Linked DNA regions of Mus musculus: region 2 is linked to region 1. Evidence: chromatin loops called from intact Hi-C (ENCODE). Cell type or tissue: heart. All regions are shown on one strand. Each heading gives the region's core, and the rest is flanking DNA. Links, peaks and the distances in the headings are about the cores only.

What was found. Hi-C counts contacts between places; a loop is a spot of excess contacts. Peaks named below come from ENCODE experiments on the same cell type or tissue, not always from the same donor. Only the 100,000 strongest peaks of a DNase experiment are listed, where the experiment ranks them.
Region 2: a loop joins it to region 1, with 2.0 times the contacts of the local background. A loop is called at or near these places in 1 of 42 quality-filtered maps.

What each region holds. Positions count from the first base shown.
Region 1 is chr1:191,019,106-191,035,411 of GRCm38, reverse strand. Flvcr1 (feline leukemia virus subgroup C cellular receptor 1) reads left to right here and starts at 9,222. Exons shown (of 10, transcript NM_001081259.1): 1 at 9,222-10,035; 2 at 14,156-14,336. The coding sequence starts at 9,319. A230020J21Rik (RIKEN cDNA A230020J21 gene) reads right to left here and starts at 10,061. Exons shown (of 2, transcript NR_027298.1): 1 at 8,843-10,061; 2 at 5,631-6,060. In heart, for the core only: a CTCF peak has its summit at 9,208; DNase peaks (open chromatin) are centred at 9,161 and 10,201; H3K4me3 peaks cover 2,628 bases; H3K27ac peaks cover 2,267 bases.
Region 2 is chr1:190,972,495-190,988,800 of GRCm38, reverse strand. Vash2 (vasohibin 2) reads left to right here and starts at 9,803. Exons shown (of 8, transcript NM_144879.2): 1 at 9,803-10,095; 2 at 10,214-10,620. The coding sequence starts at 10,345. In heart, for the core only: no CTCF peak of the experiment used is centred there; a DNase peak (open chromatin) is centred at 9,460; H3K4me3 peaks cover 4,098 bases; H3K27ac peaks cover 5,008 bases.

The DNA.
Region 1 (16,306 bases), core at 5,562-13,561:
CTGCACTTTAAGGCCGGGCTGACCCGAGTTCTCCAAACATTTCGGTTTACTAACCACCTGAAACCTTGCTACAGTCTTACTTCATTCTATTCCAGTGTGCACACTGAGCCACACCAGCTCTTCCGTTCATCTGACCAAAGGGAAGGTTTGTCAGCATCCTCAGACTCTCAGGTCTGGACCCGAGGAGTTTGCTTGCTGTGGTAGTGTCTTGTTAGAGTTACTATTGCTGTGATGTTACCATTATCATGTTACTATTACCATGACTAAATCAACTTGGGGAGGGAAGGGTTTATTCTGCTTATGTCTCCTCATCACAGGGAGTCAGGACAGGAACTCAAGCAGGACAGGAACCTGGAGGCCGGAGCTGATGCTGGGACCATAGTGGAGTGCTGCTTAATGCCTTGCTCCTCATGGCTTGCTCAGCCTGCCTTATTTTTTTTTTAAGATTTATTTTATTTATATGAGTAAACTGTAGGTATCTTCAGACACACCAGAAGAAGACACCAGGTCCCATTATAGATGGTCATGAGTCACCATGTGGTTGCTGGGGACTGAACTCAGGACCTCTGGAAGAGCAGTCACTGCTCTTAACTGCTGAGCCATCTCTCCAGTCCTTTTCTTTTTTATTAGATATTTTCTGTATTTACATTTCAAATGTTATCCCCTTTCCTAGTTTCCTCTCTGAAAATCCCCTATTCCTCGCCCCTCCCCCCACCCCCCCACCCCCATTCCCCATCCCATCCCCTCCCACTCCCACTACCTGGCCCTGGCATTCCCCTACACTGGGGCATAGAACCTTCACAAGACCAAGGGACTCTCCTCCCATTGATGACAGACTAGGTCATCCTCTGCTACATATGCAGCTAGAGACACAAGTCCCACCATGTGTTTTCTTTGATTGGTGATTTAGTCCCAGGGAGCTCTGAGGGGTACTGGTTAGCTCATATTGTTGTTCCTCCTAAGGGGCTGCAATCCCCTTCAGCTCCTTGGGTCCTTTCTCTAGCTCCTTCACTGGGGACCCTGTGCTCCGTCCAATGGATGACTGTCAGCATCCACTTCTGTATTTGTCAGGACCTGGCAGAGCCTCTCAGGAGACAGCTATATCAGGCTCCTGTCAGCAAAATCTTGTTGGCATCTGCAATAGTGTCTGGGTTTAGTGGTTGTTTATGGGAAGGATCCCCAGGTGGGGCAGTCTCTGGATGGTCATTGCTTCAGTCTCTGTTCCGAACTTTGTAACTCATTCCATGGTTATTTTGTTCCCCCTTCTAAGAAGTATCCACACTTTGGTCTTCCTTCTTGAGTTTCATGTGTTTTGCAAATTGTATCTTGGGTATTCTGAGTTTCTGGGTTAGTATCCATTTATCAGTGAGTGCATCTCATGTGTGTTCTTTTGTGATTGGGTTACCTCACTTAGGATGATATTCTCCAGACCCATCTATTTGTCTAAGAATTTTTATAAATTCATTGTTTTTAATAGCCGTGTAGTACTCCATTGTGTAAATGTACTACACTTTCTGTATCCATTCCTCTGTTGAGGGACATCTGGGTTCTTTCCAGCTTCTGTCAGCCTGCTTTCTTATAGAATGAGGACCACAGTCGAGGGACGTACCACCCACAATGAGCTGTGTTCTCCCACATCACCGTTAATTGAGTAACTGCCCTACAGGCTTGCCTACAGCCTGCTCTTATGGAAGTATTTTCTCAATTGTCTCTCCCTCTTCTCTGATGATTCCATCTTGTGTCAAGTTGACCTGAAACTAGCCAGGCTGGGTAGCTAATAAGTATCTGCAGCTGTGTTAGGGATGCTCATCCTCTGACTTGCTGCTGAGCACTCCTGTCTAGACCAATGCTAGGGGAAGGCTATCAAGGATGGCTTAACTGAGTTGTATGTGGTGGTACAGACCTGTGATCCCAGATCTTGGGAAGCTGAGACAAGAGACAGGCATCTGAGGCCCAATTGGGCTACACAGTAAAGCCTTGTTTCAAAAAAAAAAAAAAAAACAGTGAAAAGGGGACTGATGAGATGGCTCAACAGTTAAGAGCACACTGTCTATTCTTCCAGAGGTCCTGAGTTCAATTCCCGGCAACCACATGGTGGCTCATAACCATCTATGATGAGATCTGGTACCCTTTTCTAGTCTGCAGGCATGCATGCAAGCAGAATGCTGTAAACATAATAAGTAAAAAAAATTAAAAAACAATGAAAAACTTTATTTTAAATAAGTAATAAAAAAACTAAACAAAAATTGATTTAGATGGTTTATGCCCCAACAGCTAATAGTTATTTGAGATGCCATGTGCATTATTAATGCTAAAGATCGTATTGTACCTATAATGATGGGGTAGAACCGTGGGGAGATGGGTACAGTTTGCTTGCATGTTTCCTCGGGTCTTTCCTTTGCTACCACCTCCCTGCATTAGGATCCTCCCTGTGGCCCTGCTGTGTCAGACAGTCCATCTAATACAGCTTTGGGGATAGTGATTCTCTGAACGCCACACAAATAGAAACCTTGGGATTCCTGGGAAGTACGTGCCTTGCACTGGCTAGGGATAGGCAAGAAGATAGAAAGTCTATTTTTGTCTGACCAAACCTCAAGGTTTTACCAGATTAATACCAATGAGCCATGTCCCTGGCCCCAAAAACATTTGTTATTTTAATGTTTGTTTGTTTACTAATATTTATTTATTTTATGTGTGTGAGTACAATATTGCTGTCTTCAGACACATCAGAAAAGGGCATTGGATCCCATTACAGATGGTTGTGAGTCACCATGTGGTTGCTGGGAATTGAACTCAGGACCTCTGGAAGAGCAATCAGGACTCTTAACTGCTGAGCCATCTTTCTAGTCCCCAATTTATTTATTTTAAATGATTTTTATTTATTTGTATTTTATGTGCATTGGTGTTTTATCTTCATGTCTCTCTGTGTAAGGGTGTTAAATCCCCTGGAGCTGGAGTTACAGACAGTTGTGTGGGTGCTGGGAATTGAACCTGGGTCTTTGGACGAGCAGCCAGTGCTCTTAACTGCCGAGGTGTTTCTCAAGTCTCTATTTTAATGTTTAAAGGAATAATTTTGATCTAAGTTTAAATTTGTAAATACTATTTTAAGTATTTTAGATAATACGTTCGTCAGGTTTTCCATGACTGGCAATATACCTGAGAAAATCAGCTTAAAGGGGGAAAGTTTATTGTAGCTCATGGTCTCAGAGGTCCAGGCCATGTGTTTCACGCCTTACTTTGGTATTCTGGTGGAGCAGGTGTTAGCATTTTGTCTAAACTCTGCCCTACCTGGCAACAGCCAGACATGCCTGACTCACTATAAAAGGGGCTGCTTGTTGCCTCTGTTCTCTCTTGCTCTTGCCTTCTTGCTCCTGCTCTATCTCCTCTCCCCTTTCCCCTCCCCCCCATTCCCTACCCGCTCAGGTGCTCATGGCCTGCCTCTACCCCTCTACTCCTCCTTCTCCTCCCCTCCCCTCTCCTCCCCCTTCTCTCTCTTTCTCTCCCCCCACCCCATCTCTAATACCCTCTTAACTCCCCTCCCCATGCCCTGAGTAAACTCTATTCTGTACTATATAGGTTGTGTGGCTGGTCCCTCAGGGGGGAAGGGATGCCTTGGCATGGGCCCGCTGAGGCACCCCCTTCCCCAACACCCACCAAAACATATTCCTTCTCCCCTTATCTTTTTGTAAACACATCAGCAGGATATCATGACAGGGAGCATTAGGGAGGATAAAGCATTTCACTTCATGGTAACAAAGAAGAGAAGAGAAGGGAAGGTGCTGGGTCCTAACGTCCCTTCCAAGGACCTACCAATGATGATGACTTAACTCCCTTCTGTTAGGTTCTGCCAAAGGTCCCACCGCCTCCCAGAACAACCATCATCTGAGGACCAGGCCTTTAACACACAAGACCTGGGGAGATATTGATGATTCAAACCACAACAGATTTTTTTTTTGAACTTCAGTAGTGTTGAATAGTTAAATGCAGCATTTTCCGTTTCCATTGTATAAACAATCCCATCATGAGTGATTAAGAATGTTTTGACTTAGTTTATTTTGCCATATGCATGCCTGGTGCCTGCATAGGCCAGAAGAGAGTTTCAGACTCCTGGGTACCAGAATTACAGATGGTTGTGAGTCACCATGTGAGAGCTGGGACTGGAATTCAGGTCCTCTTCAAATGCTTTTAACTGCCTGCTGAGTCATCTCTCTGACTCTATGATGGACAGTTTTAATCTACCAAGAGCGCCCTCACTAAACCTCAAACAGAGTCAAGTATCTCCTAAGCCTGTGCAGACTGGCTACAGTGTAACACTGTTGTCTCAGAAGTATAACACGTGCAGAATGGCTACAGTGTAACACTGTTGTCTCAGAAGTATAACACGTGCAGGCTGGCTACAGTGTAACACTGTTGTCTCAGAAGTATAACACGTGCAGGCTGGCTACAGTGTAACACTGTTGTCTCAGAAGTATAACACGTGCAGGCTGGCTACAGTGTAACACTGTTGTCTCAGAATCAGACAGAATTTAAGAATTTAAGAATCTCTTGGAATTAAAATGCTTAAAGGAACTTGAGGTTGGTGAGAACCTCAGAGCTGGAACAATACTTGTCACCGTCACAGCGAGGTTAAACAAGTGTGCAATGGCTGGCCCAGGTTTGATGTTCAATTCAAAGATGTAGAGGATCAATGTGCTCTTTTTAAAACGTGCTCTATTATTTATTTATTTAGTTAGTTAGTTAGTATTTATAGGAGTACATTGTAGCTGTCTTCAGACACACACCAGAAAAGGGCATCAGATCCTATTACAGATGATTGTGAGCCACTATGTGGTTGCTGGGAATTGAACTTAGGACCTCTGGAAGAGCAGTCAGTGCTCTTAACCGCTGAGCCATCTCTCCAGCCCGATCAACGTGCCCTCATCACTGACAACTTCAGTTGCTGTAAAGGACCAAAAGCAAGAAAAACCATGCAGGAGGGAAAATCCCAAGATCGCTATCCTAGGAATGCAATATATATGCGCATAGCTAAAATGTCTCAGCGAGACGGGAAAGTGCACTCAGGAGGGTTTTCATTTCTGGACTCCACCGATTTCCAGTTCCAACTGTTTTTTTCCAGACTAGAGTGGCATAGCCACTTCTGTGAGGGCAGAGAGATCCAGCGGCAGCAGCAGAAAGTGACTCTGTCCACTTCCCCACAGAGCACAATGGATTGTACGTCTGTCAGCAGGTTCTGTTCTCTACCTTATCCTCTGAGTTTCTTAGACCACAGGAAACCTTTGCTCATGAACAGCCACATCACCTCTGATGGTGTCTGGTGTCTTAGACCTTGACTCCCACGTGCTGGCCAGATTTCATATCTCTAAACTGTTACTGTTACAAATTCGAATCACCACTACTCGGCACTTAACCCTCATGATATAGTTCAATCTGGTCTTGACTCCTGGCCAAGTGATGCTCCCAGTATCCTTTCTAACAGAGATTAAGGTTCATGTTATACTCTACACCCAAACACACACTGGTTAATAAGTATCTACCCCAAGAGAGAAAATTCAAGGTTGAGGAAGTTAATCAAAACTACAAAGAGACATTGCTGAGTTTTTTTTTTTTCTTTTTCTGTACTCATTTTTTATGGAGCTTTGTGAAACAGGTGTATGAATTGTATCTAGTTCTTCCCTTAAATGGATCTATTTTACTTTTCATAGGGCAACAACATCAGGAGAAATCTCAAACACCGCATGGCTCAGCTTTCTAAGAATTCCGTGGAATTCAGGAATCATATCCACAAGATCCCTGTCAGACCAGTTTGTTAATCTTGTCGGGGATGACGGCAGCAACCATGTAGCTGTCCAAGTAAGGAAATCGGTGTCCTATCCAACTGTTGACTGCCTCTGGTGAAAGAAAGGTATCCTTGCTATGCAAGGAGCTTGTTACAGAAGTCCGTAGGTGCTTCTCTTCAGGAGTATACTGAAGACACCCTTTAGGTATGGGCTCTGCCATTGTAAGTTCAGATTGAAAGTACTTGGTGTGAACAATTGTGTGACAATCCAAGCAGGCTTAGGCCTAAATTAATAAAAAAAAGAATGAGACAGGAGAAACACTAAGTAAGATGTGAGCAGATAACAAGGTGATAACATGTACTTAATATTATTAATACAGGAAGAGGTCAGACCCTCCTAGAATGTGTGCTAGCTACTTACTTTTTATTTCTCACAACAATGTCTGCACTATCCTCATCTTATAGCTACAGACACATACGTGCACACACACACACACACACACACACACACACACACACACACACGAGGGGGGGGGGGATGCAAGAGCTTGGATCTGAACCCTAGCCTTTGAAGCTTTGTATTTACCACCCCACACTAGATTACTAAACAAACCGAGAAAGCATACCACGTACCAAGCATTGTTCAATCCTTTAATCATTACAGTAGTCCCAGAAAGGATCCTGACATCCTATTACAACACAGCTATGTTAAGTGCTCAAGGTCACACAGCTAGTAAAAACTAAAGGTAGATTTTAGGTCCACATGGCCACTCATGGTGGTACATGCCTTTAATCCCTGCACTCAGAAGGCAGAAGTAGAAGGATCTCTGTGAGTTTGGGGCTAGCCTGATCCTTATGGGGAATTTCAGGATAGTCAGGGCTACGTAGAGGGACCCTGTCTGGGGGAAAATAAAACAAAATAAAAATACATAATATGGGGCTGGAGAGATGGCTCAGAGGTTAGGAGCACTGATTGCTCTTCCAGAGGTCCTGAGTTCAATTCCCAGCAACCACATGGTGGCTCACACCATCTGTAATGACATCCAATGCCCTCTTCTGGTGTCTCTGAAGAGAGTAACAGTGTACTCATATAAAATAAATAAATCTTTAAAAAATACATAATATAATATATACAACATATCACACACATATATATTTAATATGTCATGTATATATATATATATCACCCACATAGCCCCTCCTTAGTTATGATGTCCTTTTCCTCTCCCACAGACTCCCTAGGTAATAAATAGACTTTGTGTATGGTTACAGTGTTATAAACAGAACTCTGTCATGTGCAAGAAGGGCACATGAGAAGGAGAGCAAGAGTAACATAAACATCTGCAGGGAAAATCAGAGCTGATCGACCATTCCAGAAACCTCGGGAGTTGTTGTCAACCAACTCTTCTTGTTAACAAAAGAGAGGACAAATGCCCTTTAAGCACAAGGAGCCTAAACAAACAAGAACCCCTGATTCCATGCAGGGAAGAGGTTATCTGTCAGATCTGGTAAGAGATGATCTCCAATTCTCACCAGATTATAGGGAAATAATATCTACTATATTTTTCCAGTTTGGGACTTTTGAAAGGGAGTCAATTTGCAAGTAATCTAAATGACTGGGCAAGGACAGAAAGGTACCCAACATTCGACCCCTGGCTCCCCTTTCTGAACATTTGTGTTTTTAAAACAGTTTGGGCTGGAGATGTAGCTCAGGCGGCAGAGTGGCTCTCTGGTATGCAAGAAGTCTTGGGTTTGCCTTCAACACTGCCTAACACTGAACCTGATGGCACATGCCTGCAATCTCAGTACTTGGGAGGCTGAGGCAGGAGGAGCAGGAGTTCAAGGTTATTCTCTGCTCCATAGTGAGCTCCTTAGTTTAAGGCCAGTCTAGGTTATTTGAGATTCCATATGGAAAACAAAACAAAAATAAGTAAAAGAAAAACAAGTAAACAAAAGTCTCCAATGCAATCCTGTTTTGTTGGCCAGGCTGCCAGGTTCCCTTTAAATCTGTGGGCCTGGATGATTCTTCTGCCTTCGCCTCCAAATAACTGGGACTACAGGCGTGTGCTCAGCTTGAGCATGTTTGTTTGTTTATTTGTTTGTTTAGGAGCCTTCACAGGCTCCACAGTCCATGAGACCATTAACATCTCTGAATACTTAAGATAAATTTTGTTGAGCATTAAAAACACAATTCATATTTTTATAAATTCACAAAATAAACGTTTTGAGCGCAGATTAAGTCCATTGGGTTCCTCATTTAGTTTTTTTTTTTTTTTCAGAGACTCAATAATCTAATTCAGTTACTCAATAATCTAAAACAACCTCCAAAGGAACATCTACAAAGCCGTGCTGGGAAGAACTTACAGGGTTTCCCTTCTTTTCTTAACATAGTGTGTTTGTTGGGGAGGGCACCTGTGTGATGGTCAGAGAACAACTCTGCGGGTGCTGAAGAACTGAACTCAGGTTTGCCGGGTTGTCAGAAAGAGACGTTACCCCCTGAACAGTCTCGCTCTATACGAGCCTCACTTTTCCTAAAGAAATGAATTAATTTACAAAATACTTTGTGGAGCTATTCACAGCATGGGGAACTCCCCAGCGGCTGTATCACCATAGACAATGCCTTGTCCCTCTGCACCCTCAAACTGTTAATAGTTCTCCTATCTCCCCATGACTAAAGGTTTATGGGCTTGGTCTTCTGCAGGTCCCCTGCAGCCACTGTGAGCTCATTAGCGCCAGAGTCATTCCAACACTCAGGAAGCAGAGATAGGTGGATTTCCATGAATTCGGGTCAACCTGCCTACAGAGTCCCGGGTGACACCCTGTCTAAAAAGGAGGATCAGAGGGAGAGAGAGTGAGTAAATCTTAAGTCCTGGCACCCCGTGTTTGCACGCACAGCTTCCCAAAGGGTAGCAGGCTGACTTTGTCTAAGGCCCAGTAGGACCCTGATGCTTCCGGAGCTCTGCCCTCATCCGGTCCCGGGATGTGCAAGTACACGGTTAGCTTATGCACAGACTTTGGTTACTGGTGGGGTACAGGAGGCAGGCAGGGGCTGCACCTGTCCATTACCTCCTTCAGTCCTCTGCGTGGATGGAGCCGCTCAGCTCAATCAACGCAAAGGCCTGCTTCTGAGGAAGCCTCTTTCTTTGGGCGGACGGAAATGCTTTCTGGCGCTCTCCTTCCAAGATAACCTGAGGCTAAACGCTGCGGAGCGAGCGCAGAGAAAGGCCTGGCAGCTCCAGCAAACCACAGCGTAGAGAACGCCTGCCTTGGGCTCCTCTTACATCTTCACAAGCTTGACCCCGCCCCTCTTCTCGGCAACTCCCCGATTGGTTTTCTGGACTTCCGAAACGCTCAATGATTGGATGGAGGGTCGCACTACGCGATACGAGATGCCCTGGGGGCGGGGACTGCCGGCAAGAGCCAGGCGCGGTGAGCTCTGCTTCACTTAGTCAGCAAGCGGCGCAGGCGAGCGCGCTGAACCGGGTGGGACCTAGGAGCCGGCGAGGAGCACTAAGGGGCGGCGGGGCGGGGAGCCGGGAGGCATGGCGCGGCCCGATGACGAGGTGGGGCCGGCCGTGGCGCCCGGGCACCCGCTGGGGAAGGGATACCTTCCAGTGCCCAAGGGCGCCCCGGACGGGGAGGCGCGCTTGGTACCGCAAAACGGGCCTGAGGCGCTGAACGGAGGCCCCGGGCTCGGCCCGCTGATCGCGGGAGCCCAGGGCGGGCCGCAAGCCCTGATAGCGGCGGAGGAGGAGACCCAGGCCCGGCTGTTGCCCGCGGGCGACGGGGAGGACGTCCCATGCCCCGCGTGTCCCCCGCGCACAGCGCTGTCGCCGAGGCGCTTCGTGGTGCTGCTCATCTTCAGCCTTTACTCGCTGGTGAACGCCTTCCAGTGGATCCAGTACAGCAGCATCAGCAACGTGTTCGAGGACTTCTACGAGGTGTCGCCGCTGCACATCAACTGGCTGTCCATGGTGTACATGGTGGCCTACGTGCCCCTCATCTTCCCGGCCACCTGGCTGCTGGACACGCGAGGCCTGCGGCTCACGGCGCTGCTGGGCTCCGGCCTCAACTGCCTGGGAGCCTGGGTCAAGTGCGGCAGCGTGCAGCGGCACCTCTTCTGGGTCACCATGCTGGGGCAGATCCTGTGCTCCGTGGCCCAGGTCTTCATCCTGGGCTTGCCCTCCCCCGTCGCCTCGGTATGGTTTGGACCCAAGGAGGTGTCGACGGCTTGTGCCACAGCAGTGCTGGGCAATCAGGTAAAGACTGGAACGTCTAGATAACTGGGATCCTTTCAGGCTGGTAGGAAGTCATAGGCCGGGCTGGGGCAACGGTCTGTGGGTAAAGTGCATACTATAGAAGCGTGAAGACTGGGCTCCAGCACCACGAGAAAAGCCTGGCACGGTGGCTCCAGGGTGTATTCCCAGCCAGCACTGACAGGTGAGGAGGACAGCTCCTGAGAAAGGACACCGAGGTTGCCCTCTGGCCTACACACAGGCGCACACACGGGCACGCTTGGAAACTGGCGGTAAAAGAGATCTCAGGTGTTTTTGTCGCCACTGCAGAAGAAAGGTCTTGAGATCTGGAAAGTTTGTTTCCATGTTAAATGTCCTTGGAACAGCCCTGATTTAATTGTATTAGTATTAGTAGTCAGCCCAGCTTGGCACCTACTGGTCACGTATAAGTGAATGTTCAATAAATGCTCCGGTGATAAAGACTTGGCAGTATTACTGAGTCCAGCTATTAGTTCTTAACCGTGAGACAGTGGAAGGCAAATCACTGATCAAGAATGGTTAGTGGGATAAGTCAAGGCTTCCTTAAGAAATGATCTTGTTTTTTTCTACCATCATAAATTCAAATGCCACTAGAATAACAGAAATAATAGTAGGTAAAAGGTTTTTGTATGTGATTTATTTATTTAAAACGGTCTCTTCCACTGTGTAGGGCAGGCTGGTCTGGAAATCACAGTGTCCCCCTGGCTGGCCTCAAACTTGACAATCTTGCTTCAGGCTCCCAAACACCACCATGAGTCACCACAATATTATGTTTGCATTTGTTAATTTTAGGCTTGTTATTGTAACTTAAAATTTTGCTAGAGGGCACTTGTGACACCTGATGTTTTTGTCACCACTGTAAATGTCACATTTTAAAAGATGCTTAGTATTCATTCAGTTGAAGGAAATCTAGTTTAAAAAAAAAATCTATAATCCTTTCTATACATATATTGTTACCTGCCGCCATGTAACTAGAAAATGTTACTTTCTTACTTCAAGTCTCACTTGGGTCAAGATCATGGTTTAAAATACCCCAAGAGACTAAATATGTGTGCCTATTTTATTAGTTACTTTCTTTTTCTAAGTCACTTAATTGCTATGTATCAAAAACAATTTATTACTGATACATTGATTGGTTGTTTCTTTTTTTTTTTTTAAGATTTATTTATTATTATATGTAAGTACACTGTAGCTGTCTTCAGACACACCAGAAGAGGGAGTCAGATCTTGTTACGGATGGTTATGAGCCACCATGTGGTTGCTGGGATTTGAACTCTGGACCTTCGGAAGAGCAGTCGGGTGCTCTTACCCACTGAGCCATCTCACCAGCCCCCGGTTGTTTCTTTATGTTTAGATAGCAGATGTTTTTTAAAAGGTATTTTTTTGGTTCTGAATTGTTTTCGAGGTAAATGCTTCATTAAGCATAACAAAAATATCAACTCCATATTTATGAAGTATTAATTTTATGGATAATAAGTGGAAATATTTACTTATAGGTGGACTTCGCTCTTCTCAGCACATATCTGGAGCTTCCTATATTCACTTGAGGTAGTCTCACTCCTTTCTTGACCTCTATAACTGTACAGTTGTTCAATATCACCAAAACACATTTTCAGCTTCATTTATGGAATGATCATGCATAATAATATTCAGCAGCAGCACGCAGTCACTAAGCTTGTGATTTGTGTGCATGTATCATTTAACTTGGTATTATAAGTTTAGAAACTATTATTTTCTGCATTCAATAAATAGGAAAATTGAGACTTTAAGGAATGAAGTAATTTTCCCAAAGTAATAATAGATCTTGTTCATGTAAGTGTGTCTGGTTCCTGAATGGTGGCTTCTAACTTTCAGGTCTCTAGAAAGAACCTTTGAAAATACAGGCCCTTTAAGCTTGCCAGTGCTTCTCAAAATACTTAATGTGAAGTGTTTACTGTGAGTTACAAATCTTTCTAATGTGACTTCTTTGGTTTCTTAAACAATGCCAGACTTGCAATTGCACAAGGGCCTCTGCAGAAACATTGGTTCCCTTTGCTTACGATACTCTTCCTGTTCAGATTATGTAATTGCATACATACTACCACTAAGCTCTCTTCAGGTTCATTTTTAATGCAGAACAACTTTCTTGATTCCACGTAGAGTTCTCCAGCTCTTCCTTCCTTCCTTCCTTCCTTCCTTCCTTCCTTCCTTCCTTCCTTTCTTTTTTCTTTCTTTCTTTCTTTCTTTCTTTCTTTCTTTCTTTCTTTCTTTCTTTCTCTCTTGATTTATCTATCTATCTATCTATTTATTTATTTATTTATTTATTTATTTATTTATGTTTTTTGAGACAGGGTTTCTCTTTATCGCTCTGGCTGTCGTGGAGCTCACTTTGTAGACCAAGCTATCCTCGAACTCAGAAATCTGCCTGCCTCTGCCTCCCGAGTACTGGGATTAAAGGCGTGCGCCACCATGCCCGGCACAAGATTTATTTATTTTATGTGAGTACACTGTCGCTCTTTCAGACACCCCAGAAGAGGGCATCAGATTCCCATTACAGATGGTTGTGAGCCACCATGTGGTTGCTGGGACTTGAACTCAGGACCTCTGGAAGAGCAGTCGGTGCGGTTAGTGCTAAGCCATCTCCCACTGTTCCTTACAGCATCACTTTCATCTCTCCACGCAGCATCACGGTCTCACGCTTATTATTTACATATTTACAAATACACGCTTCTATGCTCATGACTGCTTAGTTTTCATTCCCTCTCCCCAGAGTTTTCCACATTCCTTTGTAATCACTCATCGACCTGCCTTCTCCTTCTTCTTGGAATCTCTTCACGTGTGTGCAAGTATTCAGGTATACATGTAGGACAGAGGTGGTTGCATGAGTGCACACTTGAAAGACGGAGGAGAATTTTGGATGCCTTCTCTCACTCTTCACCTTATTCTTTTGGGGATGGAGTCTCCCATAAACCTGGAACTCAGGTTTTTCACTAGGCTGTCAACCAGCAGGCTCTAGGGATCACGCTGTTCCCACCCCCAGTGCTGTAAGTACAGGGGTGCACAGGACCATGCCAAGCTTATTATGGGGTGCTGGGATTAGAACTCTGGTCCTTAAGCTTGAGTGGCAATAGCTCTTATCCACTGAGCCGTCTTGCCAGCCCCTAATTGCTTTCTGTATGGATTTGTCTGTGAGGAATGTTTTATATAGATGACATTGATTAATGTGTGACTTTTTGTGTCTGATTTAGTTATAGTTGATAAACATTTAGGTTATTAAACATGTTTTGGATTTGTGAATGGGGTTGCTGTGAAAATTCGTGTATAGTTATTTGATGATTCATTTTTAGTTTTAGGGCATGTACCTACAAGTGGAACTGAAATATTGTATTTCAGTTCTGCATTAAGCTTGTGAAGAAATTGTTGACTGTGTCCATGATGGCGACTACAATTTCTCCCATTGTTTTCTGTTCTTACCAGAACTGTTTTGTTCTTTTTTTTTTTAAAGATTTATTTATTTATTATATGTAAGTACACTGTAGCTGTCAGATCTTGTTACAGGTGGTTGTGAGACACCATGTGGTTGCTGGGATTTGAACTCAGGACCTTTGGAAGAGCAGTCAGTGCTCTTAACCACTAAGCCACCTCTCCAGCCTCCTGTTTTGTTCTTATAATCACACTCATCCTAGTGGATATATGATGGAGTCTCATTGTAGTTTTTATTTGTATGTCCGTTAACAACATGGTATTGACTATATATATATATATATATATATATATATATATATATATATATATCTTTGGAGAAATATCTTCAAGTCTATGGCCCATTTAATATTAGGATCTTTTTGTTGTTGTAAAGGTTCTTTTATTCTGTATGATAATTTCTTATTAGATATGATTTGAAAATATTTCCCTTGTGTTGTATGAGTGCTTTATTCCCTTCTCAGATAGATGCAGGGGAGAAGTTTGCAGAAAATACAGTGTGACCAAGGCATTAGGACAGACTGACTCACGGGTTACAGTGCGCCCTTACTCGCACTGCTGTTCCTCTTTATGTTCTGTTAAATGCCGACGCTTACTCTTCGCTTCCTATTGACAGCTATTAACAAGACTATTTATTTTACAGCTTGGAACTGCAGTTGGTTTTTTGTTGCCACCTGTTTTAGTGCCTGCCTTGGGCACACAGAATAGCACAGGCCTCCTGGCTCACACACAGAATAACACAGACCTCCTGGCTCATAACATCAACACCATGTTTTACGGAACAGCATTTATCTCCACATTTTTATTTTTTTTAACAATAATTGGTAAGTGAATTGTTTTTCCTAAGGGTTAGATAAATGCATGACAAATCTGAGAATAACTAACCCTGAAAAGTTCAGCTGCTGGTGTCTCCAATGAGGGTTTTGTTTTGTTCTTGCTGTGCAATGTCTTGCCTGGGTACTGAGTGGAACGGCTCTAGGGATATGTTATGGCCCACTCTGTGTTTTTGAATTTTTTTTTTTAACATTCTAAACTGTTTAAAGACTAATCAATCCCATGTATCTCCCTACTAACTCAACTTGGTGAGTGTTCATTTCAAACATGTTGCCTGGCTTCATTCCCACATTCATCTGTGTGGTGTGCATCTGGTACTTTCCTAGCCTGCAGCTAGTTTCTGTCATGCTTTGAAATGACGCAAATAGGCCACCACCTTCCCTTTAATAAGAAATTTCCCCAGTTTAAAATTAACTGGGTCTAAAAATGAAGACCTGTAGAATGATCCTGGGCAGCACTGAGAAGTTCAGAATTTCAAACTGTGGCAACTATCTGCTTGTTAGGGCCACTTCAGCAAAGCCTGGCTGCCATCATTCGTCCCTGAGTCCTCTCGTCTGGCCTGTCTTTTGAAGGAGTCAGTCAGAGTCAGCTGCAAGCAGCCATCACCAGCTTGGAGGAAGCTTTGGGAAGGTCTGCTTTTTTTTTTTTTTTTTTTTTTTTTTAAGTTTAAGGGGAAGCAATTTTGATTTCAGGGGAGAAGATAGGCAAGGTGTATCTAATACATACACATATATATATGTATATGTTGCTGTAACTGGGTAATGCCCATCATAAGGCACTCAGTATTTCTTAAATGGATTTGGTTAGGAAAAGAACTTTGGAGTTCACAGGCAACTCTTTTAAATAAACATTTATAATTAAACTGTGCTATAGTTGGAGGTTTTAGATTTTCATATTACAATTTTACCTTGGCTATAGTATCAATGAAAACTTCCTGTTTTATGATCTGCAGACATGAGGTTGAGTTTTCAGAGAAACATCTGATTGCCTGGGTAGGTGGGCTGCGAGACCAGGTGTAGGAAGCTCAGCCCACATCTGCTATTTTCTTTGAGATAATGAGCAGAAGGTTCTCTCAGTAGCATCTGAAGTATATGAGGATGTGCAGGTGGCGTCTCAGTTCCTAGGTTTGCAGTTCGTCAGCCAGTGGTCTATTTGAAGTGTGCACACTGCTGAAAAAGGACGCGTTTCTCTTACTGTTTTAGTACCTTAACAAAAGTTTTAAAATTAATCTGTGCTGGTGAGGGGACCTCTTCAATCTGCTTTTCTAGTTGGTACATTTGCTGTGCTTGATGAAGAATGAAATATTGCTTATGTACATTTTAGAGAAATTAATCTCGTACTTACAGTATGTTTGAGCATAAAATGTCTTTCTTTTAGCCATTTATATAAGATCACATGAACTTCATGCTTTCATCTTACTGAATCTTTAAGTTGAACGTCCCTTCACAAGAGATGAATAATTATATAAGGCATCTTTATAAACAGAGCTGGAGAGTTGGCTCAACAGCTAAGAGCACCTGCTGCTCTTGCACAGGACCCAAGTTGTGTTCCCAGCCCCCATGTCATTGGGTGGCTCACAGCCTCCGGTAATTCCAGCTATAGGGAATCTCCATAGGCACTGCACTCATATACACAGAACCCAACTCACACATATACAAGTGATTGAAAGTAAAAATATAAGGCTGGAGAGATGGCTTAGTGGTTAAGAGCACTGAGTGCTCTTCCAAAGGTCCTGAGTTCAATTCCCAGCAACCACATGGTGGCTCACAACCATCTGTAATGGGATCTGATGCCCTCTTCTGGTGTGTCTGAAGGCAGCGACAGGACAGCATACTCACATACATAAAATAAATAAATCTTTAAGGAAAAAAAGAAAACTATGTATAATTAGTTAAGTAATGGAGAGATGGCTCAGTGGTTAAGAGCACTTGTACATTTGTTGCTCTTGTGGGGGACTTGG
Region 2 (16,306 bases), core at 5,311-13,310, 46 kb after region 1:
CAGGGACCCGGGTGCTGCCTGCAGGTTTTGGGGACCCACCTCTGTCTTTGTCCTAGTCTCCTGTTTTAGTTTTCTGACTCTCCTTCATGCCCCCCCCTCCAGCAGCCCACACACAAGGGACAAGTCGCAGAAGTAAACAGTGGGTTTTGTTTTGAGTGTTGTTGCCTTTTAGTGCTGAGCCTCAGGTGTGAGGAGCAACATAACCCTTTGATGAGGACAGCCAGGAAATGTCTGTGATTAGTGTCTATTCTCTCTCTCTCTCTCTCTCTCTCTCTCTCTCTCTCTCTCTCTCTCGCTAAGATAAAGCAAAAGGAGTGGGGTGCCGTGGAGATGTCCTGCTGGGAAATCGGATGAAGTACTTGCTGAACAAGAGGAGGACCAGAGCCAGATGCCCAGGAGCAATGTGAGACACCAGGTGAGCCAGATATGGGACATATGCCTTTAATCCTGGGGAGGCCAAGGCTGCAGATTTCTAGGCGTTGAGGCCAGGCTAGTCTACGTGTAGCCCCTGTGCTGGTGAGTGGGGAATTGGTGCTCAGTCCAGCTGAAACGACGAGTACCAGTTTCTGGGAGAGACACTCAAAAAATAAAATATGGGGGGTGGGAGGGCAGAGAAATGGCACAGTAAATCTTCTGAGGGTGCTTGCAGCTAATTCCAGTGATCCAAGTTCAAGTCCTAGGACATCGCCCTCTCCCCACTTTGGTGGAAAGAGAAAACCGATTTGTGAAAATTATCCTCTGACCTCCACACTCCCAAGGCATGTGTGCGAACCACAAGTAAATATGTAATTTCAAAAATAAAATGGAGCAGCAATTGGTCTCAACATCAGCCTCTGGCCTCCACATGTGTTTGTTGGCAAGCGCACCCTCATACACATGTACACAGACCGTAACAGAGAAGAAAGGTCTGGGACGCAGCCCACTGGATTCAGGAAAAAGAGCCCACTGGATTTGAGCCCCGACACTGAAAGTGAACAAAAGAGCTACGTCAGAGACTGAGGCAGCAAAATCAATATTATGATTAGTTTTGCTGTCAAATTGCCACAACTCTTTATTACAGGAGGAAGTGGGTAGAGTTTTACCTGACAAACTGTGTTGACTGCCTTGATCACTGGGGGAAGACTCTCCGTGGCCATGGTTGCGGCTGGGACTGTGGCTGTGGCTGTGGCTGTGGCTGTGGCTGTGGCTGTGGCTGTGGCTGTGGCTGTGGCTGCAGCTTCTGGTGGCAGCCCAGATAGAAAGGGCATGGTAGAAGCCGATGTGCCTTTTTCTTATTGGCCTTCCCTTTCAATGAGCTGGTTTCCCCGGTTGCATTGACATCAGAACCAATGTTTCCAGGATGTAGTAGTGAACTAAATAAAGACCCGTGGCTCTCCAGATGGAGACTGCTGAGGCTCACAGCCCCAAGAACCCGGAAACGTCCAGATTCTCAGCCTCTCAGGTGTGATTCAGCTGCTGTTGCTATTTTAACACAGGCTCACTTAATATGTGATGTGGTGTGTGTGTGTGTGTGTGTGTGTGTACATCCTATTGATTGTTCCTTTAGAGAATCCTAATACAATCACAAATCACCCTAAGTGAGAGGAGGGGAGGGGGGAAATTAGATTAAGAGAGTCTGTGTTTGAGTCCAGTTCTGATACTTGACGGTCGTCATCACTTTATATACAAGCCGTTTATTCTTTTTTAATTTTCTCAAAGACTTTTATGAGAACTGTTATTTCAGTGTTTGATGTAACGCACATAAAAAGCAAGGAGGGGGGCCAGCAAGATGGCTTCACATATGCTAAAGGGCACTGTCCTGTCAGGAGCCATGTAGGATAGGCTAAGACTATCAGGTGGCCTTCCTGGAGGTCTGCCTTCATTCCTGGAGGCAGACATTTTATGTTCTGTGGCGGGTGAGCTCTATGAGGCAAGAGTCCCAAAGAGACTTCATCTCAGGATTGCTTCTTGCAGCTGATATGCCTTTCCTTTTGTTATTAAATTAGTATAATTACTCTGGGCATTAGCTCACCCTACTGAACATATTTTCTGCAGATCAACATAAAGATAAACTTTCATGAGTTAATGCTGTTTAGACGAATTAATGATTTTATAGAATTCCTGATTTCATTAAAATAATCTTAAGAAAGTTTTAAGAGATGGCTTTAGTTATTTTGCTAGAAAGAGAAATAAATAAAATCAAAATCAAGAATAGAATGTGCAAGTCAAGGGGGCGCAGTGAGAAACACAGTGAATGTTCACAATCACACTAAAAAGAGCAATAGACTGGGGACAAATTTGTGTTCAAGGAAAAGCACTCAGGTCCAAGGGTGAAGCCACAGGTGTGCACTATGGTAAGGCGAGACCATATGAAACTGAACTTACAGAGTGAAATACTTCTTAGAACTTAATAGCCACATCCTTCTGTAACTCCCATTTTGTGTAACTCAACTATGAGGTAATTCTCTAAAGAGCTTTTATCTAAGGCCACAAAAAGGAAATAAAGATGATATGGTGGCTTGGGGGACTCTGTCCCATCCATCCATCCAACTGTATATGTCCGTTCATATACATTTGTATATGTATATGTATGTATATATGGGCATGTGTATGTATGTTAGCATGCATAAATACCCGTGGAGTTGATTGTGACAGTCAGGCTCAGCCAGGGTGTGGGTGTATGGATATATATGTGTGTGTGTGTCTGTGTATATGTATGTGTGTGTGTGTGTGTCTGTCTGTCTGTCTGTGTGCACATTTGCCTGTATAAAGCACCTTAATTCTTTCCCTTTCTTTTTTTTCTCTCTGGTTCAAAAAGTTAATGAGCTCCCTGGCCAGGAAGATGCTTCTGGCTACCTGTTAAGGAAGGGGAGTGCTGGCCATAAATCCTTTACCGAATCTCCCCCACCCCCAACATGCACACACATACACACCGCCAAGCAAAAGGTGATAATTCATCCAAAGCCATCAGCTTCTGGCCCCAATATAACTAAGAATTAAAGAGAGTAAATATTATTAACACTAAGCAACCTCTGCACTCGCAAAACCAAGTTTTGCTGCCGTGCACTCCCCAGCCCCTCGCCCACGATGCCTACACAGCAGGTTCTCAGCCATCTCCCACTGACCCACAGCCCAATGGATCTTTTTCACATCTGACTGGTCAATTTTAACTTTCCTCTGTCTGTAACTCTCTTTTGTCTCTGAAGAAACTTTAAACAAAGCATGTTATTGTGGGGAGCGGGTGTGGCGGCAGTCCCAAAGGCGCCAGGGACTGCAGCTAAGTCATATGACTTGCACCTGACTTCCTCATATAAGACACAAACATCTTGAGTGCTGCGCAGGTGTACCAGGATTCAGGTGAATCCAGTTTGATGGAGATATGCCCCTGCTGCCCTGATTAGCTGAAGCCTCACGACTGGCGAGGGGGCGTGGCCTGCGGTGCGTGGATGAGAGAGAGTATAAAAGGAGTGAGAGGCCCAGGGTTCGGGGGAGATATAAAAACAAGGGAGATATAAACAGGGGAGATATAAAAACAAGGGAGATATAAAAACAAGGGAGATATAAACAGGGGAGATATAAAAACAAGGGAGATATAAAAACAAGGGAGATATAAACAAGGGAGATATATGGAGAAAGAAGAAACAGGACTGAATAAATGTGTGCAGAAGGATCCTGTAGCAGCGTCGTTCTTCCTGGCCTGTTGAGCGCGCGCAACAAGTGGTGCCGAAACCCGGGACAAGAAACATCTTCAGGCAAGAGCGAAGACCCCCTGCTACAGGGAGGATTCAGAACTGCATAACGGGGAAGAAGGGGTTAATAAAGTGTTCCCGTGAAACAGACTGTTGAGAAGGATCCGGCGTGGATTCAGAACTCTTCAGCTGGGGAAAGGTACTGATGAAGAGAAAGAAGAAAGATGAGGACTGAATAAACTGCTGTTAGAAGGACTGGTGGTCACGTCGTTCTTGCTGGTCGAGAGCGGGCGCGACAATTGGTGGCCCGTACGGGGAACCGACTCCCCCACCGAGTTCAGAACTTTCAGCAGTCAGTGGTTGCCGGCAGGGTAAGTTCACGGTGAGTGAAATTTGCGACCCCAGGAGTTTGGGAAGGACCTCGGATAAAATAGAGGTAAGCATTAAGTTGCCAGGAAGCAGGCACAAGGTAACGAAAGGTTCCTGGCTTTGGGACAAGTTAAGGTTCACGGTTTTGGGACAAGTTAAGGAAGTATGATAACCTCAGTGTAGTGATCAAGAGATCCTCGCTGTGTAGTTATGCTTTTTTCTCCCATTGACCCTTTGTGGGTAGGTCTGATAGTTTTGGTCTTGTTTGTTCTGATATATGGACTCTGTTACTGTTTGAAACTGTGTGTAGAGGCAGTCAAGACAGGTCAGAAAATCCTTATAGAGCAACAAGAAAGTATGTCGGAAAAAGAGAAGGGCTTAAAAAGAAAAAGGAAAAAGAAAGGAGACACAGTGTTATCAGGTGGACAGAAAGGACAAAATAAAAGAGCTGAGGCGGAGGAGGAAGGCGAATTAGCTTCTGCGTCCTCTCCCTATGCCTCTTTAGCAGCTGCCTATAGGTGGACCTTCTGTCTGGAGATTTGGAGAGGATCGACCAGATCTGGTGTTGACGTGGGCGAGAGGGTCTGTTTGTGTGTTTCCACAGGACCAAACGGAACCTCTTTGGGTGCTGGAGAGGTTGGTGAGACGCTGCAAGAATGAGGATCCTGATCCAGTTGCCCCTGTGGATGTGGTGGATGATCCCACAAGCACAAAGGATGGAGCCGAGATGAGAGATCCTTTCAGTGTTCCAGAAGCCAATACCAGCTCGACATGACGTTCACATTTTTCCATGCCTTTTTGATCCCTGAATTCCCCTTAAAGAGATAGCCTCTCTGGCTATCTATCCCTTGCTTCAGGGAAGATGAGCGGGGATGAGAGCCCTGGGATGTATGCTTGTTATAGTGTGTGTGTGTTTTGTGTTTGGCACATGTGTTAGGTGCAGAGTGTGCGGCCCGCACTTTCGCTATGGTAGCATAGGCTTTTGCTGCAGTGGAGGCGGGACAATCTCCTCAGATTCGGTTTGCCGCTCTAAAAGAAATTATGCTGCGTTATGCCGTGGGGTGCGAGGCTAAGCACTGCACAGAGGATAGCTTGCTGTTGGCATCCTGTGGAAGGCACGTCTGATTGCATGAAGGTTCAGTGTCCTAGTTCCCTTCCCCCAGGGAAAACGACACGGGAGCTGGCCAAGACCTCTCTGGGTGATGAGCCTAAGGTATGGTTTTGTGTAGGGCCCCTATGCTTGCACACTGGGGATCAGACCTCTACCTTCACCCATGAGGCTTGCTTGCAGCAATTAAGATTTGGCCATAGATTAATCAACATCCTGGCCTTTTGATGCACCTGCCACAAGCAAAACACAATCTCCCCAGGAGTGGCTTGGCATGATTGAGAGGTAGTCAGTGATAAGACTCCCTGGGCATGTCACCAACCTAAGACAGGGATCAAACCAATGCTGTTTGTCTCCCAAAGACAGGTAAGGGGCATGGTTGCGAGGGGCTATCTACAGACATTCTCTCTGCCAAAAAAGAAAAAAGGGGGAATTGTGGGGAGCGGGTGTGGCGGCAGTCCCAAAGGCGCCAGGGACTGCAGCTAAGTCATATGACTTGCACCTGACTTCCTCATATAAGACACAAACATCTTGAGTGCTGCGCAGGTGTACCAGGATTCAGGTGAATCCAGTTTGATGGAGATATGCCCCTGCTGCCCTGATTAGCTGAAGCCTCACGACTGGCGAGGGGGCGTGGCCTGCGGTGCGTGGATGAGAGAGAGTATAAAAGGAGTGAGAGGCCCAGGGTTCGGGGGAGATATAAAAACAAGGGAGATATAAACAGGGGAGATATAAAAACAAGGGAGATATAAAAACAAGGGAGATATAAACAGGGGAGATATAAAAACAAGGGAGATATAAACAAGGGAGATATATGGAGAAAGAAGAAACAGGACTGAATAAATGTGTGCAGAAGGATCCTGTAGCAGCGTCGTTCTTCCTGGCCTGTTGAGCGCGCGCAACATGTTATAGTTGACTTCTGAGTTCAGTTTCTAATGACTTATTTATGCTGACTCTTGCCTTGCGTTGGGGTGGGGGACACACATGACTAATTTTTCTCATGGGGTTGTTTGCCTGAGCTGTTCAGGATCCCTGAGTCTGGGTTCAGGGTTGACTTCTCCAGAGAAGGGGTTATCTCTGTCTTCTCAGCTGTGTGAGGGACTCAGGCTGGATCTGGAAAACTACTTCTCAGAGCAGAGGGGCTGTGCTGTTTCTCGGCCCCTAGTGAGGCTATCAACTTAGGCTTAATATTGAGTTTTCCTGAATTCTCTGGGTATTAGCTCAGTGTAAACCAGGCATAGTGGTGCGTGCCTTTAATCTCAGCACTTGGGAGGCAGAGACAGGTGAATCTTTGTGTGTTTGAGGCCATTTTACATAACGGTCTACATAGAGAGTTCCAGAACAGCCACAGAGACACGAAGAGACCCTATCGGGAAACAAAACAGAGACAGACAGACAAACAAACAAACGAAGTTCAGTGTAGAAACAGGTGCATAGTTAGAAAAAAATAATTATTATGCTTTTTACCAGAGTAGAGGCTCAGCAGGACTATTTTTATATTTGCCGAGTCAGTTAGCTTTTTGTTACTGTGATGTACATGAGACGGTCAGCTTAGAAAGAGAGAAGACTTCTTCGGCTCACCCTTTGGGAGGCGCCAATCAACTTTCCTGGGAACACATGCTTTTTTGACCTCTGGGGATGACATCAGGAGACTGTGAGACCAGGCCCCAGAGTTCCCTTCAAGGACCTGTCTCCAGTAACCTGAAACCTCCCGAGAGGTCCTGCTTCAGAGTCTCTACCACTTTAGAACAGCACCAAATCGGGGACTGAGAACTGAACCCAAAGGCTGTAGGGAAGGCATTCAACATCCAAACCACAGCTTTGCTGTCTGGACCTAGTGGAAATTACCCAAGCTTCCCTAGTGTTACTTTAAAGCCCACAGGATCCTTGTAAGCATCACGTAAGGGCATACATGTGAAGGGCTCAGGCTATGCTCAGCAGAGACCAAGCACTCACTGGATGCTGCCTTGATCCTCTGTATGGCAAGACCAGCTCTCAGCACAGTTAGGGAGCAATGCAAAGCAGCATGCAAATCGCTAGTCCTGTGTGTGCTTCAGACCTTGGCAGCTTTTCCCCTCACTGTCAAAAGACCATGCTAGACACAGTTCAAAGCAGGAAGGTGACCATTATCTCTTTCTGGTGTCTGGGGTTCCTACTTAGGCAAAGCAGGATTCAGGCTCCGACTGACCAAGCTGAGCAGACCTGGCTGGACTTGGTCCATCTGTGGGCAGCCTCGTCACAGTAAGGGTGGCGAGCCTGGTCTTTGCTGTCCTTTGAGCTGTTTTCTCTAAGGGGCGAGCAGGCCAAATCCCAGTCCACAGAAGTGCTGCCCTGAGTTCCTTTTCTGGTCTGGGTACCAGGGACGTGGAAGGGAGAGAGATGGACTTAAGGATGAACTGCAGACAGGAGAGAAGGGCGTTTGGGATGAGCAAACAGGTGGGTTTCCTTTTAATTAGGAACGAGATTCCCTGGGCACACATTGTCTTCTCCCTCCTGATTCTTTCCCAGGTGTGCTTGTTGCCCGAGGACCGTTAAGAATGTTCTGACATAGACTGGCGTTACTGTGCTCAGTGATGACTCCATCCATAGTCTCATGCCCAGGGCTCTGTCCTGGTAGGTTTAGAACCCAGGTTGCCTCCATTGATCCTCTACTGATCCTGGCTCCCACCCTGCCTGCCTCATAGAGGTTTCCATCCCAACTCCCACATAGAGCTGAGCAGCCAGAAACTAGTCCTAGGCAGGGCTCTTCCCCATGGTGTCCAGCTGGGAGATTTGCTTCCCATGGTTGACAGACAGGCTCCTAGATGTTCCAAAGAAAGTTACATGACCTAAGAGCCAAAGGGGCTCTGGTTTTCCTCACAGAGCAGATGAACTGTGTGTCCTGGGATACACAACTCAGCAAGAGACAAACCTAGACTTATTGGACCTCAGGGTCAGCAGTCTGTGGCTTCTTCCACTTTGGCTTGCTCTTTCTCAAAATAAAAGTAAGAGAGAGAGGAAGTGAGAGAGGGAGGGTGGGATGGAGGAAGCAAGAAGGAAGACACTATCACTAAGAAAAAGGTACTTTGGGCTGGTGAGATGGCTCAGTGGTTACTGGCTGGTCACCAAGCCCGAGGTCCTGAGTTTGACCCCTGGAACCTATGTGGTATAATGAGAGAATGGCCACCAGTACTTTGTCCTCTGATCTCGACACACACACACACACACACACACACACACACACACACTCCACACGTACACCTACATACTTACACACGCTCTCCAAATCCGTACACCTGCACACTTACACACGACAAATGCAAAATGTAAAAGGTTTAAAAATATTTATTTCTAATATTTTTAAATTACATGTCTTTGCATATATGTCAGAGTCAGCACAAACATGAGAGCGCAGGTGCCCAGGAGGCCCAACTTGTGTGATCCTCCTGAAGCTGAGAACGGGTGCTGAACCCAAAGTGCTGGTCTTCCTTAAAGACAGTGATCTTAACTCGCTGAACCCAATACTCCAGCCTCACGTATAAACACACACACACACACACACACACACACACACACACCACACCACACACACACCACACACCACACACACACACACACACACACACACACGGGCTGGGGGGGAGGGAGGGGGAGAGAGAGAGGGAAAGAGAGAGAGAGAGATAGAAGGAAGAAGAAGAAGAAGAAGAAGAAGAAGAAGAAGAAGAAGAAGAAGAAGAAGAAGAAGAAGAAGGGAAGGAAGGAAGGAAGGAAGGAAGGAAGAGGAGGAGGAGGAGGAGGAGGAGGAGGAGGAGGAGGAGGAGGAGGAGAAGACGACAAAGAGGAAGACGACGACAAAGAAGAGGAGGAGAAGCTGTGGGAAGGCCACTCCCTTGGCTTCAAGCATCCCTCTACAGTGACTACAGAACAGAAGGGGCTCGAATTGCCTCTCACAGCAGCTTGGGTTGAAGAACCTTGTTATCCACATCTACTAATAGAGGATTCAGGGCTGTACACACTTGTTAATCTGGGGAGAAACTTGTAATGGAGAATTTAAATAAGTATTAAAGTTGGCCTTTCCTAGAGCCACCCAGAGCCCTGTGTAGTCACTGTGCCCAGCTCCTCGACCAACACTGCTCCACCAGGCCCACTACTTCCTTATCTCATCTCCGGAGCTTAGCTGCTGCGCCTCTGCCCGAGGGAAACTGGATCTTAGTCCCTGGACAGTCGCTCCAGCTCCGCGGGGCTCCCAGGATACTGCAGCATCGGATTTCGCGTGGCAGCCCAGCTTCCCTAACTCGTATCCCCTCCCGCCCGGGAACCCTGGAACCAATCGCAGAGACGCAGAGCTCCGGGTTGTAGAGTCCCAAGCTCGGGACCCGCCCCTCTTTGTTGCGGTGTCCAATGGCCGCATTCGGAACATCGGCGGCTGCCCGGGTGACTCAGTTATATGTCACAGAATAACATTCGAGAATGGGACATGGAATGAGGCGACGACCGCCTCAACCCCAACAGCCTTCTGCAGCAATGAGGCCGGCCCGAGGTGGGTCCCCGGGCCCCGCGCGCGTCGTGGCGGCCCGCAGCTGCCACTCGCGGTGCCCGCGCGGGACCCGCGGGAAGGGGGCGGCGCTGCGCTTGCCCGGGAACCCCGGCTGGAGCCGCCCCTCTCGCGCCAGGGTTCGGGGGGCTTCCGGGAAGACGCCAGGCCTCCCTAACAAGCAGAGGCTGCTGCGGCTCCCTCGCGCCAACCCCGGGCGCTCACGTGCCCGCTCGCTGTGGGACCGTGGCAGTCCACCACATCTGGGGACCCAGGGATGCGTGAAGCTGGAGGGGACCCTCGAGTCTTCTTGCTACACAGCTGTCTTGCTTTTTCCTACCCCGTCCCCTCCTCACCCCGCGCTCCTTGCATGCCTCCCCATCCCCGAGTGCAGCTGGGTGTGAGGCTTCGTGGCGTCTTTCCAGCCGCCTTGCTAGGTAATCGGCGGGGCTGGAAGCTCGCGTTAGTCCTGAAGGGTGGGTCTGGGGCAGCGAGGCGGGAACCCCCATGCCTGTCTTATTGAGCTGCAGTGTCTGCTGTTTCCACTGCTTTCAGGCCCGGTCGGTGAGCGGGGTTCCCTTCGTGTGTCCTACGGCCGCGAGAGTTAAAGGCCACCCCAACCTCCCGCGGGGCCCTGATCCCCGGCGTGCCGGCGTCCTCCGCCCCCTTGCCGTGTGCCCCTCATCATGACCGGCTCTGCCGCCGACACTCACCGCTGCCCCCACCCCAAAATCACCAAAGGCACCCGATCCCGGAGCAGCCACGCGCGGCCCGTGAGCCTCGCCACCAGCGGGGGCTCCGAGGAGGAGGACAAAGACGGCGGGGTGCTGTTCCACGTGAACAAGAGCGGGTTCCCGATCGATAGCCACACCTGGGAGCGGATGTGGCTGCACGTTGCCAAGGTCCACCCCAGAGGGGGAGAGATGGTAGGCGCCATCAGAAACGCTGCCTTCCTGGCTAAGGTCAGTGGCTTCGCTGGAAAGGGTGGGATGGGATGGGCGGGTTGGCAGGGATGGGACCTGCTCAGCCCATCCTTGGCAGGGCAGGGAGAAGAGACCTCGTGTCCAGCTACTGAGTCCTGTTCTGCTGCCAAGAGGAGCAGGCAGGGGGCTTGCTGGCTAAGCTCTGAGGTTGGGCTGAGCCAAATCCATTATGTATTCAGCTCCTGTAATATCTTCATCAAAAGCTAATGTCACCAGGTCAACACCAACCACTCCAAGAAAGCATAGAACCCCAGGGTCCACCCTATCTGCCCTCCGTGAGTGTTTTACCTCCCCCCCCACCCCCAGGTCTCCCTAGCAAATGACTTATGGAGTGAATTTGTAATCAATCAGCCAGACTTCTCAGTGTGAATCATTCCTAGAGTTTTTGCTAACCATCTTCATCTTCATCATCACACTCTTCCTATCCTTTTATGACAGTGATTTTTGATTTTTACCTCTGAAGCTTACAGAGAACAGTGACCTGTCCCTTACCAGCTTAATCTGGCGCCAATGAAGCATTTGGCTGTGGCTTAAAGGGACTTTCCAGGACACTGGATGAATTAGTCTCTGGAGTAAAGGGAGACACCAAGTGACCCTCTCTTTTTTACTCGGGAGAGCAGCCAGGGAGCAACTGAGCTCAGTGGCCAAGGATATGGTTACAGAGAGACATGTTCTCTGGTGGGAGTGTCGTGTTATATAAAATGAAAACCTGGAGTGTGGCCATGGAGGTGGCTTCCCTGGACCCCAGGGATCCCGTTTGCTGAGCAGGACTCCTGAGAGGTGCAGGAATCACATATCCCAGAGACATGGCAGCAGTCAGTCCCGGTCCTGGCTGGCGACAGCTGAGCATGCAAGCCTGCAGGCCAGAAGGCTGTGTGTGTCCTTGGGGAAGTGGAGGATGTTCTCTGCTTCCTGCTTCATCGTGTTTTATTACTTTGCTAGGCAGGGAGTTTATTCTGTCCAAAGGATAGGAGCTTACCTGCGCTAGAAGCTTGTCTGTGGGAGTATCAGCAGTAATAATCCTTGCTCTTGAACTCGGGCAGCCCTGGCTCTGACTTCAGCATCTTTCTCTGCTTACCATGAGTCACCAGAGTCTTTAAACATGAGAGAGTTGGGCAGAGGGAGTGGAGACTGAATGCCACTGTTTTGAGCAGGCTTTCTGAATCCTGCACCTCACTCACTGTGCCTTCGTTTTTACCCCAGCTCCATGTGCGGGGAGCCCTTCTCCATGTGACAAGCATTGGATCTTACTATTGAAGATATCTCTCGAGTCCTGAGAGTTAGGCAGGAGTGTGATTGAGACAGTGGGACACTGCCTTTGTTCTCTGTGGCCTCCTCTCCCTTCCCTCTCTCCTCTTTGCTCCTTCCCGTTCCTTCTTTTCCTCTTTCTCCTCTTTTTTCTCCGCCTCTCTCTTCTTCCACTTCTTCGTCTTTCTTTTCCACTTCTTTTTCGTGTCTGTCTGCTCTTGGCTAGGACTGTGGCTGGTTTGCCACAGATGCAGTATTCGAAGTATCCACCAGGTAATTTAGAACATAGGTTTCTACTCCCCAAGACTAACACCTGATGCTTCCAGGATTGTAGCTGAGTACTTCCTTTTTATAAAAGGATATTCTGCGCAGGAATGGTGGTGAAGATCTGAACTCTAAACACTCAGGAGGGAGAGGCAAAAATTATAAATTCAAGGCTACCTTGGGCCCCACAGTGAGTTCAAAGCCAGCCTAGAATGTGTACTGAGACCTTGTTTCAAAAAAAGAAAAAGAACATTCACTTTTCTTATAAGTATCTTTTGTATTTTCATTGTAACCAAGAGCCTCCGGACAGTTGCTGATAAGCCGGGACTCCCTCAGCCCAGTGCAGGCACTTGTCTGCTTTTAAGTTTGTTGCTTTTGTTTTGTTTGTTCATTTTCTGAGACAGGGTCTCACACTGAAGCCTTGATTGTCCTGGAACTGGCTGTGTAGACCCAGCTTACCTCTAACTCATAGATGTCTGCCTGTCTCTTCCTCCTGCCTGGTCTTTTTCATTTATTTTTTTTTAAAATTTGAAGATTTATTTTGTGTATGGGTGCTTTGCTGGCATCTGTGTCTGTACACCATGAATACCACACAGGTCAGAAGTCTGTTGGATCCTCTAGAACAGGAGTTAGAGACAGTTGTGAGTCTCCATGGGCACTGGGAATTGAACCCAGTTCTCTGCAACATCAGCCAGTGCTCTTCACCACTAAGCCATCTCCCCAGCCCCGTTTCCGTTCTTTGACAGGGTCTTGGTTATATCTGAGGCTAGTCTTCATTATATCTGAAGTTAGCCCTCAAATTTATGATCCTCTTGCCTTAGCATTCTGAATTCTGGGCTTATAGCATGTCCCACCACCCCCAGTGATGAGGGGTCTTTTAACTTGAATAATACTGTATGATTTCATTTCCCAGTATTGCTAATATGGTTGTTGTTTGGTTTTGGTTTTTGAGAGGTTCTTGTGTAGCCTAGGTTAGTCAAAAATTCACTCCACTGAGGCTAGACCTCCTGGCTCCACCCTTCCCAGTGGTCACTGACTCTCAATAGCTGTCTTTCCATCTCTAACCCCATCACTGGCACCTCCTGGCCTCAGTATCCCTCAAACCCTGGCTCCTGCCCAGGCACAGGCGTGTCGAGCTGCTCTGTTAGACACTGTTCCTCTCCAACTCCAGTCTCTCCTGGGGCCAAGTCATCATCCTCTAGCCAAGCCAACACCATGCTGTGAGGAATTTGCACCGAAGAAGGGTGGTGGGACTGTGAGCAGTGAAGGAGGACTGGTGAATTTGGGAGTAGCTACTGCAGCAACAGAATGTGGGTTGAGGTAAGATAGTATCTGGAGCAAGTTCCCAGGGTCTGAGAACGCATGGATGGCGTGTCCAGGACGTTCTGATAGGGGCCATAGTAAGTTCTGCTTGAAGGCTTGGGTGGGTGGAGGTGGCTATCACTTGAGATCTTCTTTCCAAATTTTGTCTGCATTCTTCTTCACAAGTGTTACTGAGCCACTCAAGCACCTGACCAAGCCAGGCTTTTACTGGGATAATTTAAGAAAAAGATCAAAAGTCACTGGGGTTACACAGGATAGGCAGAGAGTGACAGAGAGGCAGGTGCAGAAGGAGCAACTGGCCCTTCTAGGTCTGGCTTTAGGGCCTCCTAGTGTCCAGAGGTTAACTCTGCTGAGGCAGGACACCAGGGCCCTCAGCAGGAAACATCACTATGTTTCCTGCAGCCCCTACCTCATTTTCACATGTGTCTCATTTTCACAGTGATTCCAAATTTGGAAAGAGTTCACATTAGAGGGCTGAGAGCCGCCTTTGTGATGTGTGAGCAGAGATCTGAGACTCTCCACAGACTCTCCCCCTGCACCCTGTGCTCTCAGGATGCTCCCTCCCTTCTGTGTCCTGGATTTAGAACTATCCCTCTTGTCTGACTGAATCCTCCCAAGGTGTGACTCCAGGACCTCAGTCCCAGATCACAAGCTGGGCCCTTTGATGCAGGAGCCTGGGGCTATCCTGGAATTGTGGCTGTTCTGTGCAGCTTCTCTCAGGTTTTCAGGAGGCTCTTTTTCCTGCTGCCTGTTCAGTGAAAGAAATGCTTTGGTTTCTCCTTGTTCTTGTTGAAGGTCGCTCCTGCTGGGGCCTCTTGCTGCCTCCCTGCTTCAGGCCTGGCTTCCCTTCATTCCTTTATGGCATCTCAGTCACAGGTCTGTGCTCACCTGCAGGTCTCCATCTTACCTTCTGTCAGCTCTCCTGTTTGGCAAGGAGGAAGTGGAGAGGCAGACCGCCAGACTCTGCCTTGTACTCTCATTATTCTTCCCTGCTCACTGCGTACCCTCTTCTTCCAAATCCTTTAAACTTCCCTTGGCTTCCTGGACAGCACGGGCATCGCCTTTCAGACTATGCCGACTAACAGGAAGCACGGAGGATGGCGTTTTACACAGCCTTAGTTTGTATTTAAGTTATTAGCGAACTTAAACCTTTTCCAGAGAGTCGTTGTTTGCATTTCTCCTTCAGTAAAACACTTTTTGTGAGCTTATTTGTTTATTATGGTGGAATACGGGATACACGACCTACCTTTCAAGCATTTTGAGTGTATAGCTGTCAATGTTTGGCTCCTGAGTGTCCCCAAATGCCCACCTGTTGAAGGCTTAGCCCCCCAGCCTATGATGCTCTTAGTAGGTAGGGCATAGCAGGAAGGACTTAGGTCACTGGGCGGTGTGCCCTAGCATCAGAACACTGCCCCCCCATTTCTTGGATTCTGTGAGGTGAGCAGCCCTCTTCCCCCTGCTCTCTCCATGATGTGCTGCAGGTCTGACACTATAGTTACACGTGACCGTGAGCACTGAAACTGTGAGACAAAACCACCTTTGCTCTTTATAAGTCAGTTATCTCAGGTTCTTGTCAGTGATAGAAAGTTCTAGACACACATGTGAGGTCAGACAGGTGTTGGTCACCTCTCTCCATGTGGGTTCGGGGCTTGAACTCAGGTCATCAGGCTTGGTGGCAAAGGCCTCTCGCTGAGCTGTCTCTCTGGCCCAGGATTGGCTGTTTGGAGGTTGGTTTACTTCAGGATTGACCCCCATGTCAGTGTGTCTCTACTATGTGCCTGCTTTTGAAAAGAGTCTAGCACTTGTGTGTGTCGGGATGGAGATTTATTTGTTCTGTCCTCTCAGAGGCTCTGAGCTGTCCCTGCATTTTCATGGCTGCCCACTGAGCTCTCTGATCACTGCCTGTGAGTCTCCATGAACTAAGGACAGCAGCCATTCCCTCAGCAGCGTGTGCGGAGCCTGAGCTCGGCAATGCAGCGGATGTTTTCTCCTGTTGGGCAGGAAGACTTCTCAAGGAGTGACACCTCAGGGTTGTGTGCTGCTGATTCTGAGCCTCTATAGTGCAGCTCCTGGGAGCATGTTAGTGATGGATAATGGCCCAGCTTATACCGGTGCCCTACCTGCAGTGCTCGCCCTGCTGCCTTCTCATAACAGCAGGCCATGTTGTCCTCACAGCAGCTCCCAGAGCAGAAGAGGCAGTGTTGCTATTTATCTGGATGCAAGTGGAGGCTCTGGGGTCCTGTCATGTCCATAGCTGGTAGGAGATTCCAACCACTGTGTTTGTTTCATCATAACCCCTTCAGGGAGCCCCTCTGGCTTACATCCAGATCCAGCAGGAACACAGGCTGCCTAAGGTGCTGAGCCCCAGCCAGCTTGCCGGACATCAGGGTGAATTGCAATGGATGATATCCTACAGTGAGCCCTGCTGCAGCCCGTGTGGGGAACTCTTGCATTTGTCCTCCTGCTTGGGAGCAAGTGTGACCACAGGCAGCTGAGGTAACTGCAGCTGTTCTTCTAAATCCCGTGGGCGCCATTGGCTGCTATTCTGAGGCCCAGCTGCTTTCTGAGTCCTGCTTCACACCCTGCTCTGTGGGATCCCTGAGTGGAGGGGGCTGGAAATAACTCGGAGGTCAGCTCAGCTCCCAAAGAGGACTCTGAGCCAAGTCACTGGCTACACGTGCAAGAACTCTCTCTCAGGTCCCGTCCCTCACCTCTCCACTTTTCTCTGATGGGATTTATCCCTCTCTCCCTTCCTTCCCTGCTCCCGTGCTTCCTGCTCTATACCTGCCTATAGCTTACCATATGGAGATGCTAAGGAAGGCTGTTCCTC